Linked DNA regions of Mus musculus: region 1 is linked to region 2. A link is a loop called in an ENCODE intact Hi-C map of the cell type or tissue named here. Cell type or tissue: left cerebral cortex. All regions are shown on one strand. Links, peaks and the distances in the headings refer to the core of each region. The heading gives the core; the rest is flanking DNA. Region 1 has its middle 90 kb from the start of Mir1895. Region 2 has its middle 190 kb from the start of 4930539C22Rik.

Evidence for each region. Peaks named below come from ENCODE experiments on the same cell type or tissue, not always from the same donor. Only the 100,000 strongest peaks of a DNase experiment are listed, where the experiment ranks them.
Region 1: a loop joins it to region 2, with 2.2 times the contacts of the local background. A loop is called at or near these places in 2 of 42 quality-filtered maps.

The regions. Positions count from the first base shown.
Region 1 is chr3:134,328,569-134,332,965 of GRCm38, reverse strand. No RefSeq gene overlaps it. Among named protein-coding and RNA genes, the nearest start is that of Mir1895, 90 kb to the right of the region's middle. In left cerebral cortex, for the core only: no CTCF peak of the experiment used is centred there; DNase peaks (open chromatin) are centred at 1,200 and 1,781; H3K4me3 peaks cover 1,170 bases.
Region 2 is chr3:134,608,381-134,612,777 of GRCm38, reverse strand. No RefSeq gene overlaps it. Among named protein-coding and RNA genes, the nearest start is that of 4930539C22Rik, 190 kb to the right of the region's middle. In left cerebral cortex, for the core only: a CTCF peak has its summit at 2,322 (motif pointing right); no DNase peak of the experiment used is centred there.

The sequences.
Region 1 (4,397 bases), core at 96-4,095, 280 kb after region 2:
CAGTTACATCTGGCAAATAGGTTACATTTCCAAGTGTGTATACATATATGTGCATATGTGTGTATGCATTTATGCATGGTATATGCTCATATGGAACTCAGAGGATAACTCAGATGTTGGTTCTCAACTTTCACTTTGTTTTGAGCCAGAGTTTCATATTTCTGTTACATTTTCCTGGTTTTGGCCCATAACTTTCAACAGAGTCTGCTTACTATCTCTGACCCCATCCTGCTGTAAGAGATCTGAGACTGCAGATATTCACTACTGGGCTCACCTTTGCATGTGTTCTAGGGACCCAAACTTGGGGCCTAATGCTTGCATAGCAAATACTTTCCCCAGTGAACAATCTCCCTAGTCCAAGAATGTTTCAAACAATGGTTATGGCTTTCTCAGTAGTAGATAATTTACCTAGCATGCATTGGTCTTGGGTTCAAATCCTATCACAAAGAAGAAAGAAAGAAAGAAAGAAAGAAAGAAAGAAAGAAAGAAAGAAAGGAAGGAAGGAAGGAAGGAAGGAAGAGAAAGAAAGAAAGAAAGAAAGAAAGAAAGAAAGAAAGAAGGGAGGGAGGGAGGGAGGGAGGGAGGGAGGGAGGGAGGGAGGGAGGGAGGGAGGGAGGGAGGGATGACTGGAAGGAAAGAGGCCTGGAAGCATTCAAATCTTCCCAATAAACCAAATTCTTTTTAAAATGTGTCTCTTGCAGGGTTCACTGGGTAAACTTGTACCATTATAGCCCCATGCCATGTGTGTGTGTTAAAAGCATCTATGAATTAAACAATTGACCTTTAAAAGAGAAAACATAGTGAGCTGAAAACTCAGTTTCATGTCTTACTGTGCCAATTTACCTAGTCTTAGATGAAATGAGGTGGGACCTGCTTGTGAATGAAAGGCTTCATTAGCGCGGATGCTTGCGTGTTTATGTTTGAGTATAGGCCTTCTATCAAAGGCTCCAGAGTGAAGTGTGACAAGGCAAGTATTTAAATAAGGCCGGGATCCTAGAGACAGAGAGACATCTACTGGTCCATCTACTACTGGTCCTAAGCACCTCCCCCTTTCCTGTAATTAATGTAACATTTTCTCTCTTGCAGCTGACAGCCAAGAGCATAATTAGAGTCTAATACAACACGGAAAAGTCACAAATGCAAAGTGGAATAAACAGTAAACAGAGAGGGGAGAGGAGCCCCGGGAACGTGATGGCTGAGTAACGCCTCAGATAAACTGTGTGCGCACTGACACTGTCATGCTCTCAGCAGCCCCAAGTGAGCCGGTAGCCTGGTGCAGACAGACAGCTCGAATTAATCCCAAGAGAAGCGCGCATGACAGGCGAGAGAAGCAGACAATTAGAATGAAGGAGGAAATTGGAAATGGCAAAGGTGTGAACATATGTCAAATTACAACTAAATGATAAATTACAATTCTGTCATCGGAATAAGCGGTAATTAAGAAAGATTTCAGCTATCCCTCTTGAAAAAAAAAATTGAGAGCACCGTATTTCGCCCCCAGTTTAGATTTGTTTGCAGAATTGTTTCCAGCCATCTCACACGCCGGGCTGAGTCTTCCTGACTTTTGAGATGCATTATTTGTGTACATTAAGGATAATTCTCTTTCCTCTCCCCCGTTTTCCAGACTGGCAGAATGATAATGTCAAAAACGAACAGGAAGCTGATAGTATCCGCTATAAAAACCTGCACTGAGGCTTGCTGCTAAGGCTGCTGCAGCAATCTAATTATTTTAAACAAGCCTGCACAGTCCAGCTGACAATTAGGAAAGTCTGCTCTATGGCTTGGGGGATTCAGAGGAAGCGGGGTAATCACTGTACACAGGTCCTTTTCGTTTAGGCAGTAATGAATGTGGGTGGGGCGTCAAGGCAGTTTTCGGCCACTTAACCACAATTTAAAACAGCTGTGTAATTAGCGCACGTTTCTGCATCCGATATCCAATTCCAATTTAGAGTTTGTAACACCTGTGGTTTTGTTGCAAGCTCTAAGACCACGGCAGGGGGATGACAGAAGCAAAAGCGTAGAGCTGGCAAAGGCAGCTCCCGAGAGGGACATTTTGTCCCACGGGATTCTGTGAGCCCAGACTTGATGAGGAAGGAATCTCAGGTGTAAACAGAACGTCTCGTGAAGGGACAATTTCTATAGTAGATTCAACACAGAATACTCTGACCTTGAATTCTTCTAGAAAGCAGGCATATCTCTGATGTATTAAACCCTTGCAAACTCTATTTAAAAAGAGGAGAGAAAGAAGAGAGAGAGAAGAAAGAAAGAAAGAGAGAGAGAGAGAGAGAGAGAGAGAGAGAGAGAGAGAGAGAGAGAGAGAGAAAGAGAGAAAAGAAAGGAAAGAAAAGAAAAGAAAAGAAAAGAAAGGAAAGGAAATATATAACATGCCATTGGAAAATACGATGCCTTGTGCCCAAGGTGACAATCTGATTTAGCACATCTAAAAATGGTAAAATGGAATTGGTTGGTCATCTTCTACCTGTTATTTAGTGACCATGAGAGCATTGATTTTAGAAATGCAATGAAATTTATAAGGATAATAGTGATAATTTATAGGAAGTCTCAATTGTAAATAAAATTTCTTAATCTATAAACACCCTCCAGTTGTTTGAATATGTATAAGACAATGTTCTAAATTTTCTGTGCATCGGATTCATTGTCAAATGGTAAGGACAGGAGACAATGGAAGTCCTTCACTCACAGAATAGGGATGGTACAATGAGATCCTATTTAAAAGGAGACTGAAATCCTCAAAGTTTCTCTCAGAACATATGTATATATTGACATCATTCCTTTTCCACTCTCCCTTAAGGGCAAAAGAAGCAAATATCTAAAAAGCCAAATAAAGTTCTCTAACAGGGATGTCAGAAACTCTGAGGATTGTCTGGGATGAGTCAATCTCTAGCAGCTACAACCTAATGCTGTAGTCCGAGGCCTCAGAAGCTTAGTTGGGGCAGCATGTTAAAATTCAAAGGGCTCCAGCTGCATATGTAGCAGAAGATGGCCTTAGCTGGCATCAATGGGAGGGGAGGCCCTTGGTTCTGCGGAGGCTCGATGCCCCAGCGTAGGGGGATTCTAGGGCAGTGAAGCAAGAGTGGCTGGGTGGGTGGGCAAGCACCCTCATAGAAGCAGGGGCGAGGGGGATGGGATAAGGGGCTGCGGAGGGGAAGGACAACATTTGAAATGGAAATAAATAAAATAAGCAATTAAAAAAGTTAAAGGGCCAGTCACCGTTAATTACATTAGGGTTTCCTTTAGGAAGTGCACTCAGCACAGCGCCACCTGCCCCTTCCTCCTTCTTCTCTACATCTGCTGTGATCTGAGGCGGGTCATATTTAAAGTAATTCATTCACAGTCATCTGTATGCTTCACGGGTAACATAGAATTGTGTGCCCATCCCTTCAATTCTTACAGTTTGCCATCAGAAGTTTCTGAGACTGAATGCCATGAGTTTGGATGGATCTAAGGACAGAAAGAGGAGAGCTGGGCTTCAGCTCTTCTGGCTCATAGGAAATCGGAAATCATAGTAGGTAAGGGGTGGGTGGTTTACTCATCAAAAGAGAAGTCCTATTCCACAAACTGAATTGCAGGCATGTGACTTGAAAAAAGTATGAGATCTATACTTCAGTTTGGGAAGAATATACGGAAACTATAATCTGATTAGAAAAAAGCAACTTAAATTTATTTACTACAATCTAACAATTTAAACACAATTTAGAAAATAGAAGTTGCAAGTTGAATGATGTCAATATTCAGATTTTAGTTTATATGGAGAAAAGAAACATGTGGGTAGCTGTTGCATTTCCATGTGAAGCTCTACTTTAACCCTGAGCTTAAATCTATGATATAATTCTTTCAGGTAAAGTATAACTCTATTTAAAATAGAAAGAAATAGAGAGTAGATGGAGAAAGAGAGGGGGACAAAGGACAAAAGACAGATGGGTAAAAAAGGGAAGAAAGTGGGGAAGGAAGGAAGGAAGGAAGGAAGGAAGGAAGGAAGGAAGGGAGGGAGGGAGGGAGAGAGGGAGGAAGGAGGAGAGGGAGGAAGGAAGGAAGGAAGGAAGGAAGGAAGGAAGGAAGGGAGGGAGGGAGGGAACGAAGGAGGAGAGGGAGGAAGGAAGGAAGGAAGGAAGGAAGGAAGGAAGGGAGGGAGGAAGGAAGGAGGAAGGAGGAGAGGGAGGAAGGAAGGAAGGAAGGAAGGAAGGAAGGAAGGAAGGAAGGAAGGAAGTGGTTGTAAAGTTCAACTACAAATATCTAGGGAGTCAATGGGCACATAAGTGTTCAGTGTGGACAACCAAGAAGCTGGAGATGACCAAGAGATAGAATTAAAATGTTAAGAAATTTTAAACCATATTATAGATATGTGTAAAAACTTGTAGGATAAGACCTACATTATG
Region 2 (4,397 bases), core at 83-4,082:
ATTACTACACACACACACACATACACACACACGTGTGTGAGCTTATAAATTCTGCTAATAATTTTTCTTAACACATAGTTGTCAATAAAAGGTTAACATTTATTTTCAGCATTAAAATGCCAATATTTGGGTACCTTTCTGAATTAGTAATACATAAGGGCTTTCTGATGCTTACTTGTCTTTCTCTTGTGTACTCTCTAAGGAACAAAAAGTATGTTCTCATATATTGCTTTCCGTAGGGTTTAAAAGCACTCCAAGAAGTAGATGGTATTATTACCATCATCATCATCCCTATTAACCTAAAAAATAATGAGGTATTTTATCAACTGTTTTAACAGCAGTACATATGTCAAGAACAGTGTAAACCATTGGACACTCAGTAAGACTGAGCCCATCTCTCCCAGTCAGTGTTTCCCTTTCCTCCTGCCAATAATAACTAGTAATCTCAAGCCTACGAAAAATATCATCTCTACATCCGGTGACTTTTTCACTTGACAGCCCAGGCTAGCACTAGCTTCACAGTGTCTAACAGCACTACTCACAATTAAACCTTAGAGAGTCTAATCATGTTGACACTCTATTTTAGTTGTATTGAAGAGCTGTGCTGCTTACCCATAATGCAATTTCTCCACCAGTCTCCTACTTCCATGTCTATTGTCATTATAACCAAGGCAGATGTTCTTACCTTCAGCTGATTTTCTAAGGTTTCTTTATGAGCCTAAAGTATTCACTGTGAGGGCTTTGTCTACTTATTTCTGTATCCCGGGCAACCTCAGAGAACAGTCAGGCTGCAGAAAACCACAACAGATGCTTGCTAACATCCTTATAGGCAATGTAGGTCAACTGAAATCCCTACATTTGTGGTGCCTGTTACCTTTTATACCTCAGTACCCCAGTCACTAAAAGTATACGCCTCGTATGTTTAATTTATCAATTTCAGACACAGGACAGAGCATATTTAAGATTGATGCCTCTTGAAAACTAGTTTCCCTTTAAATATGCAAATGTGGCTCAAGGGACAAGTTCCTGTGTGTATGTATGTGTGTGTGTGTGTGTGTGTGTGTGTGTGTGTCCTACCTCCTCCTTCTCTTCTCAGTGTGCTTGCTGTGGTAACCCCATACGCTCACAGACAGTCAAGCATATTGTAATCAAACAATAAAGATTTGCAATGAATTTAATGCTATTTAAATGAATGAATAAAAGACATTTATTAATTTATATTGCTGAAACGTGAATTGTTTGTGAATAAGAGAGAAAGAATAAAAATGGGAACAGAAAGTAGAGTGTGAAGAATCCGACGAAGAAAGATGTTGACAGCAACAACATGAAATGGCTCTGGAGATGATATTTACTAGGTGGTTTGTTTATTAATTAGGCAATTTGTTTATTAATTAGATAACTTGTGTTTTTGCTGCAGAATTCTGTGAACTAGAAATGAACTTCTAATGGTGTGTGTGTGTGTTGAATGTGAATATATCCAGGAAATGATGACATATTAAAGTTGCTGGGAAACTGAAGTCTCAATCATACCTGGAAAGCAGGTTTGGTGACACTAACAAAATCCTCAGCAGCAACATCAAAGCCCAGAGGAGTGCCCTCGGGGTGACCTGGGAATGCCTGCTTGCTTCTTCCTCTAAGAAGAGAGTCAATCTGTTGCTTGAAGGAAAGAAAAGTCTGCTTTGAAAACTACATGGTTGTGCGAATTTATTCTCTTCCTTTCCGTGAATTGTAGCAATTTCTGATGCAGTTTGGAGTTAGAATCACACGAAGAAAGGTTGAGACTCCTCAGAAGTGCGTTGCATCACCATTAATTCATTCAAGTTGAGTTTGGTTGACAATGGGGTAAATATTCTCCAAAATGAAGATTCAAGTATTCAGGGCTTTTGTTTCTAGAAACCAAATGGAAGACTCTCCTCTCCCCCAAAACTGAACTCTGGAACTCTCTAGCAGGTCAGGATTTTTCTTCCCCACTATTTCAACAAAAAAGCTATTATTGAGATTTTATTTTTGAATGAAGTTCTTGAATCTCTAGGGTATGAACTCTGTGAAAGTAGGGAAAGCATCCTAAATCTTAGTCTCTAGAAGACTGTCAGGTATCTGTGAACACGTTAGTGATGGAAGTAGCCCACTCACTTTGTGAGCAGCATCTCTTTGAATATTATTGAAAAATATGAAAGTAAATTACTGTGGCTTCAGATATTAAAATTAAAGAACACCAATTAATAAAAAGACGTCTCCTCTACCAATCTATTCCTAAGGCCTTAATGCTCCATCAAGGTGATCTCTTATTGAGTTTCGATGTGTAAGTTGCCTGTTTTCCATTTACCAGTAGATGGCCTAATTATTCCATCGCTCACAAAGCCTTCAGATTATTCATAAAGGAAGCCGCTGATGAAGACCAACTTTCCTTCTGAGTTTTTTTTTTTTAAGCATCTAACCTTTAAGTGATTTTTTTTGTCTTTAAAAAGAGCCAATATTTAGAGTTACCCATTAATTTTCATTGGATTATACAATTGAATAGAGATGCTAATTTTAATATAGCCCAGTATAGTCAATAAGGAAAGATTATACTATTTTTTATATATATCAAGTCACCTAGGAAGATTCATAAAGGTGACATACTAATATCATTGCCTCGAGGGATGAATTGATTCATCAGCATTCGCGAGGAAATGAGCCTCTTTATTTTCCTCCAGACAGTCTTTGCAAGTAATTTAAAATATTATTCACATTTAAATGACTTTACCAACTTTCCTGAAATCCAGTGTAAAATAACAGTGATGCTTCGACTCAGTTTACTGGCAACAGATTTTTCTCAGGGTTCTGAGGTTGGTTAATGATCATATAATTTATCTATAAGGCAAACATGTTCTTTGATCTGAAAGCACAACAGATTTGGTCTGCAGTAGCAAATGTGCAGGAGATGATGTGCATGAAGAAGAAGAAAAGAATTGACAGAATTGGAAAAGCAAGTATTAACTCAGTTTAATTCAATTAAATAGTATTCTGGGTGTTTTTTTTTTTTTTATTTTACTAGTTCTGACAATACAAAATAATATTCACTTATTTTTACCCTACTCAAATTTCAGGGTTATTATGTCATAGGAGCTCTATTTATTTTATCACTGTTTATATACTGGCTACCAATAGTAGTGTTTGTAATATGGTAATAATCTATTCAAAAGTAATGTTCTAAATGAACCTTATTCTTCGCACCGTTTCTGAGATAAACTAATGGGAAAGAATAATGGGGCTTGATTTAAAGATTAGTAAGTAGTCTCAACTTTGGGCCATGTGGAAATGTAAGATGATTTACCAAATTACTTAAAATAAATAACCTGTCTCATTATATTTGCTTGTTTTTGCAACAAATACCTTGCTCCCTTTGAGGTATTATTTCCTGGATCAATTACCCAAGAGGAGTGGAAGATTCTTCTTGATAAAAAATAAAGGACAGACCTGAATCCAAAAATGTTACTTCCCTGCCCACGGATGAAGAGAGAGAGGGAGAGAGAGAGAGAGAGAGAGAGAGAGAGAGAGAGAGAGAGAGAGAGAGAGAGAGAGAGAGAAATGAAGGAAGGAAAGGAGGAAGGAAGAAAGGAAGGAAGAAATGGAAAAGAGAAGGCAAGAAGCATTGGAGGTTCTCTATTGCTCTACACTGATAATCAACTGTAGATTACACGGTGCTTGAATTATTATTAACGTTGAGAAATTGTCTTTGTATACTTCAAGCAGTACAAAATAAAATATTTCTAAAAAAATAAATGATAGTTTTAAAGAAGTTTGATCATTTTCATCTTTGTTATTTTATTTCTTCTCATGTGTAGCAGGAGAACACTGAAAAAGCAAAATGCAGAATTGTCTAGTCTCATATGATGGGTTTCTGGCTGATCATGTAGAAATGTTTGATATTGTGTGGCTGTGCCTTAGTAGTTAGGGAAGAAAGTCACTTTGTTTCCAGTGGAAGTATTGTTACTTTTCACTGTGACCACTCTTTTACCATTTGTTAAGCAAATCATTAAAAAATTATTAAGCACAAATATGGTACTTAAAAATTACTATTATGAGATTAGAGAGATGACTCAATGGTTAAAAGCATTGGCTCTTCTTCCATGGTACCCTGGTTCAAATACCAGAACCAAAATAGTAGTTTATAACCTCCAGTAGCTCCATTTCCAGGGTATCTGACACACTCTTCTAGTAACTACATACATGCAGAGCCTGATATACACTCAGGTCAAACAGCAAAAGCTTAAAAGAATATTTGTATCACTTCTAATTCACATTTTAAAATAAAATGCTGCCATGGAAATAGTACACTGTAACTATATACAACTAATTTCTCAGACATAAATTCATAATTTTTATTGAAAACCACAGTGTTTAAACATAGTTTA